Regions from separate parts of the Homo sapiens genome. Here region 1 is linked to region 2. The links are chromatin loops, found by intact Hi-C in ENCODE. Cell type or tissue: PC-3. All regions are shown on one strand.

Region 1 (4,000 bases), 67 kb after region 2:
TTTTAAAGCTCAGAAGCAGTCTTACTTCTACTAGCCAGAGATGCCATAGCGTGGTGTGAAAGACTCCAAATGAAGGAGCAGTTCTGTGAATCCCTTTGTGGAGGGGGTGTGTGCCCAACATTTGTGGGAACTTCATTATCCCAAGGAACACAGATATGTTCCAGAAGCTATTATTTCCAAATAGCAATGAATTTCTCCTCGAATAGCCTCATAGGGTGTTGACTATATATGAAGTGTTTGATATAAGATTCAAAATCTTCATAAACGACACAAGGTAGTGCTTTCCCTTAAGCTAGAAGCACAGACTTTTTCTATTTTATCAGCTTAAAAATTGGTGTGACCTCATGACCCAAATATGCAGAAGCATGAGCAGGTCTTGTGGACTTTGGACTGCGCACGCTGACAAATTCACACTTTTTCTTAAAGTGCTATTCATTTGTGAGTACTGATTGGCAACTAAAATTAAGTGACTCTTCATCTTCAGAACCTGAAAGCTTAGCATTATGAGATGCAAAAGACAGCTTTCAAACAAGCTAGGCAAAGAAGAAATTATTGAGATCACAGTTCCTTGCAATCATGAATTTGTATAGGATTTCAGCAGCTGTGATCCTTTGTAACATTGTTAAAGAAGTGCTGAGCAGGGAACCAAGATGATGTTAAATGGCACATTGTCCACATCATTAAATAACATCCAATCCCATATAGAGAGAATTATTCCACTTTCAGTTCTCTCTCAGGCTTCCAGGTGAGGAAAGTTAGTTGTTGGAGGTATGATTTAAACACCTCTTCAGGCCCTGCTAACCTTTTTAAGTCCCGAGAGCAGAACTAGAGTGCAGAGCTTTTAGTAGACAGTGTCTATGTAGAAGTTGACCATGATTTCCCTTGTTTGCAATTGTTTTTATAATCACCGACCATTTATGGGAAATGATACTGATATTCCACTTATAAGAACAATATATTTTCTTTTTGATATAAGCTTATTTAAGTAACAAAGTGAATCAATGCATAAAGTCATTAGGTAATTAACAGAATAGATGTCAATTGGACATGGAATTGAAGATACACTGATTTTTAAAATTACAATATCCTCTTAAGGCTCCAATTGACTAACTCACAAAACATCCTATGAACATTTTCCTCCATTAAACATGATATCAAAGTCAGCCTTCCTTTTACAAGCACCCTCACACCCCTACAGGACTACTGCAATCACCTAGTCAACCCTCCTACTCCTTCATAGATGAAATAATTAAAGTCAGAATAGATTTAGTGCCTTGCCAAGTCCCTCAGCTTGTCAGAAATTAAAATTCACAAGAGTGTTGTAAGGAGAAGAATGATTATACAAAATTCCTTACATGCCTCAAACCCGGTGCATTGGATGGGATTATGTTTGGCATATGTTGAACTAGGAAAAGATAGAAGAGCAATTACCCAAACCAAATGTTCTTTATTATGTCTTTATCTGCACATGGGAAGTTTTGCATAACTTAATCAGATCTAGCGGCCATAATAATAGTTAATTCAAAAAGGCAAATTGTAAGTAAACAAAAAAGTTAGATGGGCCTATTGAATAAATTACACATTCTTTAAGGATAAAAGCTCCAAACGGATTAAGGAATGACTAAAGCTGTCACCTAATTACTTCTTGAAAGGAATTTAGAGGTTCCTATAGATGGAAGCAGTGTGTCTGGGCACATGCCCAGAGCCAGAAGCGAGCATGAGCACAGCAATTCCTGGCCTCAAAAAAGGAAATAATGCTTTGCAGTCCATCATTTTGCAAACTTTGCTGGAAAAGGTAAGCAGAGGGTCTTAGAAGTGAGTTGGCATTTTACTCGTTCTCTTTTACAGAAACACACACACACACACAAATGCTTTTTGTTTTCTAATTTTGAAAAACACTCGAATAAGTTTTCTGTTTTGTAATTTTGAAAAACACTGACAAAATGTTTTCTGTTTTCTAATTTTGTCTATTTTCAAATTCAATATTCTTATGAATGACCAAAATCTTACATTATAAAAAGCTTTGCAAAACACATCATTTAAAAAAGCCTATTTGCTTTTGAATGCTTCAAACGTTGATACTGAATAATCCTTAAACATAAAGGGAAATTATTAAAAGATATTATTAAATGCATCAACTTGAAAACATAAATTACTTCTGCTTCCATAAGATAGTTAACAACTTCAAGTGAAATTGGGATTAATTTCCTTGGAAATAGACTTTCAATGGTCAATCTTCCAAAGTGAAACAGGAAGGTGACTCATAATTTACTCATAGTTGTTTCCTTAGAAGAACCATATCATACATTTTTTAAAGATAAAATGTCAGGGCTTTGTAAAAAGTGAAACCAATAAATGAAAGTCAAGAGCCAAGAGCCATTTGCATCTTTCTTCATGATTTTTGCCATAGATACATGCCACCAATATTATTTATTTAGAATTCATTAAATCTCCTGGCTAACACAGTGAAACTCCGTCTCTACTAAAAAGTACAAAAAATTAGCCAGGCATGGTTGCAGGCGCCTGTAGTCTCAGCTACTGGGGAGGCAGAGGCAGGAGAATAGCGTGAAGCCAGGAGGCGGAGCTTGCAGTGAGCTGAGATTGCGCCACTGCACTCCAGCCTGGGCGACAGAGCGAGACTCCGTCTCAAAAAAAAAAAAAAAAAAAAAAAAAGAATTCATTAAATCAACTCACTATTTTTAGTCGTTTATGTTAAAAGCAAACTTTTTCTCACATATGTAAGAAACCCACAGGTTTTGTGTGCTAATTATACTTTTTCTAATGTACATTAAAATAAATGCATAATTATTAAAATAAGAAATACTGACCTATAAACCATCTAATATCATCCTCACATATTTTGAGAAACACTAGGCTATATGATGATAAAGCTAAATTAATATTTGATAATGTTCATATCGTAGCTTTTCCTGTCTTTGTTTCTAATCTACATTTCCACAAAATTTCAACAACTCATTTAGTCTTTATACACAATTTTTATTATTCTTCCTACTTTAGGAACATTATATCTGGCATTCAAGTTGCATACATCTTGTAAAAATTGTAGAAAAATAGCCAATAGAAATAATGCCAACTTCTACAGTATATTAAGCCAAATAAATTCTGCTTTCTAAATTCCAGTCTAAAAACAGATTTTACCAACATGAAGTCACTGATTTTAACAAGATGTGAAGGTGAACAAACTATACAAAATAGATAATTATTTTATATACAATTTAGAAATGAATATTCCCTGCAGCACTGTGTGTTGTTCTCAGGCAACAAAAACTTTAGAAGAGACCAAAGGTAAAATCACATTGAAGAGGATCCTGTTGGTACCTTTTATGGCCCCATAGACTTTCCTTAAACTATCTATCACATAATGAAGGATCTAGTATATAGGTGGAATACAATAGAAATAATGTCTAATAAATACTTTTATTCAATTTCACAAATCAACAACTAGGAAAATACAGTATAGACTCATGAAACACAAGTGACACAGTCAAGAGTGATGTCCTCCATGCCTTGTTGTCAACTTTAAGAACCATGCACAGGAGTCTGATCACAGAACCACTGTTCTGGGTATGGTCCTGGTGACTGGCAAGCTGGTAAAATCTTGAAATGCTACTAAGCAAGGGTAGATTTGGCTAGGACCCAAGGGAACAGGAGCAGGAATAAATACTAACCTGGTCAATTGGAAAATGTACAGGAAAACATCTGAAACAAGTTTAGTTATGAAAAATACACAGTTTCTTCCCTCTTAGAGAGAGGGGAGAAAAAGAAACAAAGAATCAAAGAGAACCACAAAGACGATTACAAACTTGAAATATGAACTTTCCAAAGAGCCATTAAAGAAACTGAAATTACTACTCAGGAAAAAACAGGCTGAATGAGGGTTCATTAATTAATGTCCTTCCGGTTATGAATGGGCTCATTTATGGGAAACAATAACCATCTGGTGTCCATGATTGGTGAAGTTGAGCAGGAAAATAAATGT
Region 2 (4,000 bases):
CTTCTACTTCTCTCTGAGCTTGGTGCATCTGCCTTTCTCAATGAGCTGATTCTTCTCATTCACCTTGCACATGGCTCAATGTAGCCAGCAGTCCTGCCTCCATATCATAAAGTTCTAGCCCTTCTACCCCTCACTAACTAGTATCAATCTTGGTCCCTCAATTCAAATCTGAAGAAGGGAGAGAAACTGGGGGAAAGTATGTGAGTCAGAGTCTAATTAATCCAGCTCATCTCTTCAAGCCAGGCTACAAAATTTGCAGATTAATGCATAGGCAAATATTGCGTAAGGCATTCCTCTTAGCCCAATCATCTGAGCCCAGAAAGTACCAAGGTAGCAAAGTAGATAGGGCTGTCTAAGCGGGATCTAGATAGGGCAGAAGTTTTAAAAACTCTGTGTATAAGAACAGGCAATAACATATCTTTAACAGACCCAGACTCTGTATCCTACCATAATATATCTGTAGGTTTTCACATGTTCAGCCGTTCCTCTCTTCCTCCTTTCCAATTATTATTATTATTATTATTATTATTATTATTATTTAATTTGAAATTCATTATAAATTTGTTTGCTTGCTTTCCACATCTTTTGTATTCTCCTTCATTTTAGGTCCTCAACCTTCAGAACCTAGTTAGCACTGAAACAAAATAAAATCTACATAGATGCTCTAGTGGCTATAATTGCCCACTTCTAAAGCAATCATGATAAGAGGGTACTCAAACTATCTCCATCTGTCATGGAGCACTGTGGCTGGAACACTGTGTATCATAGAGGGTACTCAAACTATCTCCATCTGTCATGGAGCACTGTGGCTGGAACACTGTGTATCATAGAGACAAGTGGGCAAAAAGGATGAGATGTTCTAAATGCCCTTCAAAAACATAGCCAGAAAGGAGCCCAGGGGCCTCTGGATTGCCCAGTCTTCAACTTAGAAGATTGGACTGGCCCTGCCTCAAAATATAATCTGATATATTTTCTATACTTACCTGATCTCTTTACAGCTCTTTCTCTCTTTGTTTTTCTCTTTCTCTTCCTCCTCCCAATATGTTATCCCTAATCTTAGCTGTTCAGAGAAAACAAAACATTTTACTACAGATGGGCAAATTGCTCACTTGCACACAATACATAGTGGTCCAAGAAACTGTGCCATGGAAGATATAAAATAAAATCTGCCCTGATAAAAACTCCCTTATGAAATGCTCCAACATTCCATAAATTCAACTAGCCAATGGGGTTATATTACACACCTCATTTCATAAAGATGACTTTGATGACACAGACAACTTGAAAAGTAAATTCTAATTTTTGTCCTTCAGAAACAACTTTTTGGATGAATAGGAATGAACTGAATGTTAGAAGAATGGTAAACAAAATAGAAGGAGTGCTCAATTAGGTTTACCAACTCCATTACTGGATCTATCATTGACTAATCTTGTGAGTTTGGGCAATTGCCTAACTCTTATGGGGCTCATTTCTCAAAAGTCAAGCACTGGGTTGGATGCTAAAGCAAACACTGTTGGTTCCAGGAGTTATTCTCTCCGCTTGTTTCTTGCTGTTATAGCTCATCTCCTACTATAGAAAATAAACATAATTATTTTCATTTCTTTAGCTTCCCCTGCAGCTAGGACATGGGCACCTAACCAGTCTTATACAATGAAACCAATCATTCTGCCTGGGGCACTCTGGGAAAGGTTTTCATTGCTATTGAAAATAAATTTCCTTCCTAACTACATGCCTTTGGAAGTTTTCATGCCTGCAACTGTGAAAGCCATCATGCAAACCATGACATAGCTAAGATTATACAGAATCTGACCCAGAGTGCTGCCAAATATTTTAGCTGCTGAATCATCAGCCTAGAAGTCAATAAACAATGTCTCATTATATAAGCTATTTTTTATTTGGGTATTCCATTACTTATAGGTAAAAACATATCCTTATTGAATTGATACCATTATCTCTAAGACCCCTACCAGCTTTAAGAATATATGATCCTATACAAAAAAAGAGAGAAAAGCAATGAAAATTGTCCCATTGTTAAGTAAATTATTTTAAGGATCAACAGAAGAGAGACTTCAAAAAGGGATACTCCAAGAAGGCAGACGTATAGCCAAAGTAGATAGCTGCTTGTATGGTGTGGCTTGTAAAGCCCAGAGGTGAACCTACCCTAAACATCTGCTGCCTTTATACCACAATTGGTGGAAGGGACATCTATGGTGTACACCTGCAATACTTAAACTGACCATTATTGTTAACACTCTTTCTACATTAGGAATCTGCCTCCCACCATAAAAGTCAAAGAGAGATTTTCCCCCTTGCTATCCTTAGCAGCCAGAGTAAGAGAAAATGACTAAGAACTGGCCAGTTGAATGTTCCTGGACAGGATTTTGGATCTTAGAGGGTGTAAAATAGGGATGCCAATGCAGTTATAAAGTTATTGATGGGAAACTCCTTAGCCTTGATGGAGAAGTGAAGGTACCACTAATTGTGGCTTCTTAACCAGACTGTTTTTATGGTGTGAACTTGAATAAGAATTCTTGATGGGCAGTCTCCCTTGGTCCTGCCTATGTTTTGAACCTGGTTCTTCAATTTTCCAATATCTTTGGGTGCTATCCCAATATATTCCAGGTAAATTATTTTTTTGGTTTTGGTTAACCAGGACCCATTTTTGTTTATCATAACCAAGAAAGCTGACTGAGTCTCAAAATCTTCAATGTAAAGAAGTGTATCTTCAGAAACCTAGATTTCATAAAGACTTGTGAAACTAAAATTTAGAAGAACAACTTCAGCTTTCAAAGAACATCTGGAACTTTCCAATAACTTCCAGCCCTATCAAAGAAAATAATTTTGGTCCTGGAAGGTATCGAGGGAACCAAATCGGTCCTCCATGAGGCAGCCGTGAGTATACTGGCTGCCCACGCCCTGCAGGTGCACACCTTTCCCAAGGACTTTAGAATAAGTGGCGGTCATTCATGACATGAGAAAACACTTTCATTTCTCACTGCCATTTTTCAAGGAGAGCTATGACTGTCCTTCAAAAGTGTCTCCAACATATACTCAGAAAGGTGTGTGTGTTTGAGAATCAACATTGAGTAGAATATGACCTTTATTAAGAACAAGACTTGCAGAGTTGGCTGGAGAGAAAGAGGCCCACAATTGTTCCTTTTATAGTGGACTTGCTCTCCTATCCACCAAAGACCAGACTTCCTGCTACAATTATAAAAATAAGTTACAAAATTATAAATAAAATAAAAGGAAAATATAAACAAGAGCTATATCAACACAAAGATAATAAGTTAATTGTAGGCTAAAGTGGTTGGTAGAAAAATACACTGAACAAAATAAGTGCAAAAAAGATTATCATTAAAAAGAAAACAGGAATTGGGACAAAATTCAATATAGAGAAAGAAAAATAAAAAATTTAAACAAATAAAAGGTAATACAATATCTCAGATTAAAATGAATAGTGAAAAGGAAAATAAGTTATAAATAGAGATCAAAAAGATAATATGAATCAATAAGAAAACACTATTTTTAAAAGCTCTTTTTCAAAATAAGGTGTACCAAACAATGCAAAGCTCTAAATGGGGTATGTGTGTGTTAAATAATAGCAATACCATTCTCAGTAAAGATAAGGAAAACATAAACAACTGAAGGAGGTAGCTGGAAGCCCTCAAGAATCAAACCAATTCCTTTGTAGGAAGGTGTAGAGAGAGCAAAACAAGGACCATCTATAACATTCCAGGACAGTTATCTTTGTCAATTTTACCTAATTAAGATAATACACTGTCTCAGAAAACGTAACCCCAGAAATTAGGCAAGTATGTAGTTTTCTTATTGCTGCCTTTGTTGTTTTTGGTAGCCAAATACCTTTTCTTGAGCCCCTACTATATATACGTTAATATGAGTCTCATCATTTTCATATTGCCTGTCTTATGTAATTTCTTCAACAAAACTGGCCAGGCTTAGTGGTCCTCAAACACTATCCATACACTGTGTATTAGTT

The links. Peaks named below come from ENCODE experiments on the same cell type or tissue, not always from the same donor. Only the 100,000 strongest peaks of a DNase experiment are listed, where the experiment ranks them.
Region 1: it touches region 2 in a loop (3-fold over the local background); 1 of 110 quality-filtered maps calls a loop at or near these places.

The regions. Positions count from the first base shown.
Region 1 is chr10:50,848,460-50,852,459 of GRCh38, reverse strand. The region is part of intron 3 of A1CF (APOBEC1 complementation factor); the gene reads left to right. Among named protein-coding and RNA genes, the nearest start is that of A1CF, 35 kb to the left of the region's middle. RefSeq lists a silencer at 2,405-2,605. In PC-3, no CTCF peak of the experiment used is centred here; a DNase peak (open chromatin) is centred at 2,259.
Region 2 is chr10:50,915,502-50,919,501 of GRCh38, reverse strand. No RefSeq gene overlaps it. Among named protein-coding and RNA genes, the nearest start is that of A1CF, 32 kb to the right of the region's middle. In PC-3, no CTCF peak of the experiment used is centred here; DNase peaks (open chromatin) are centred at 281 and 1,801; H3K27ac peaks cover 433 bases.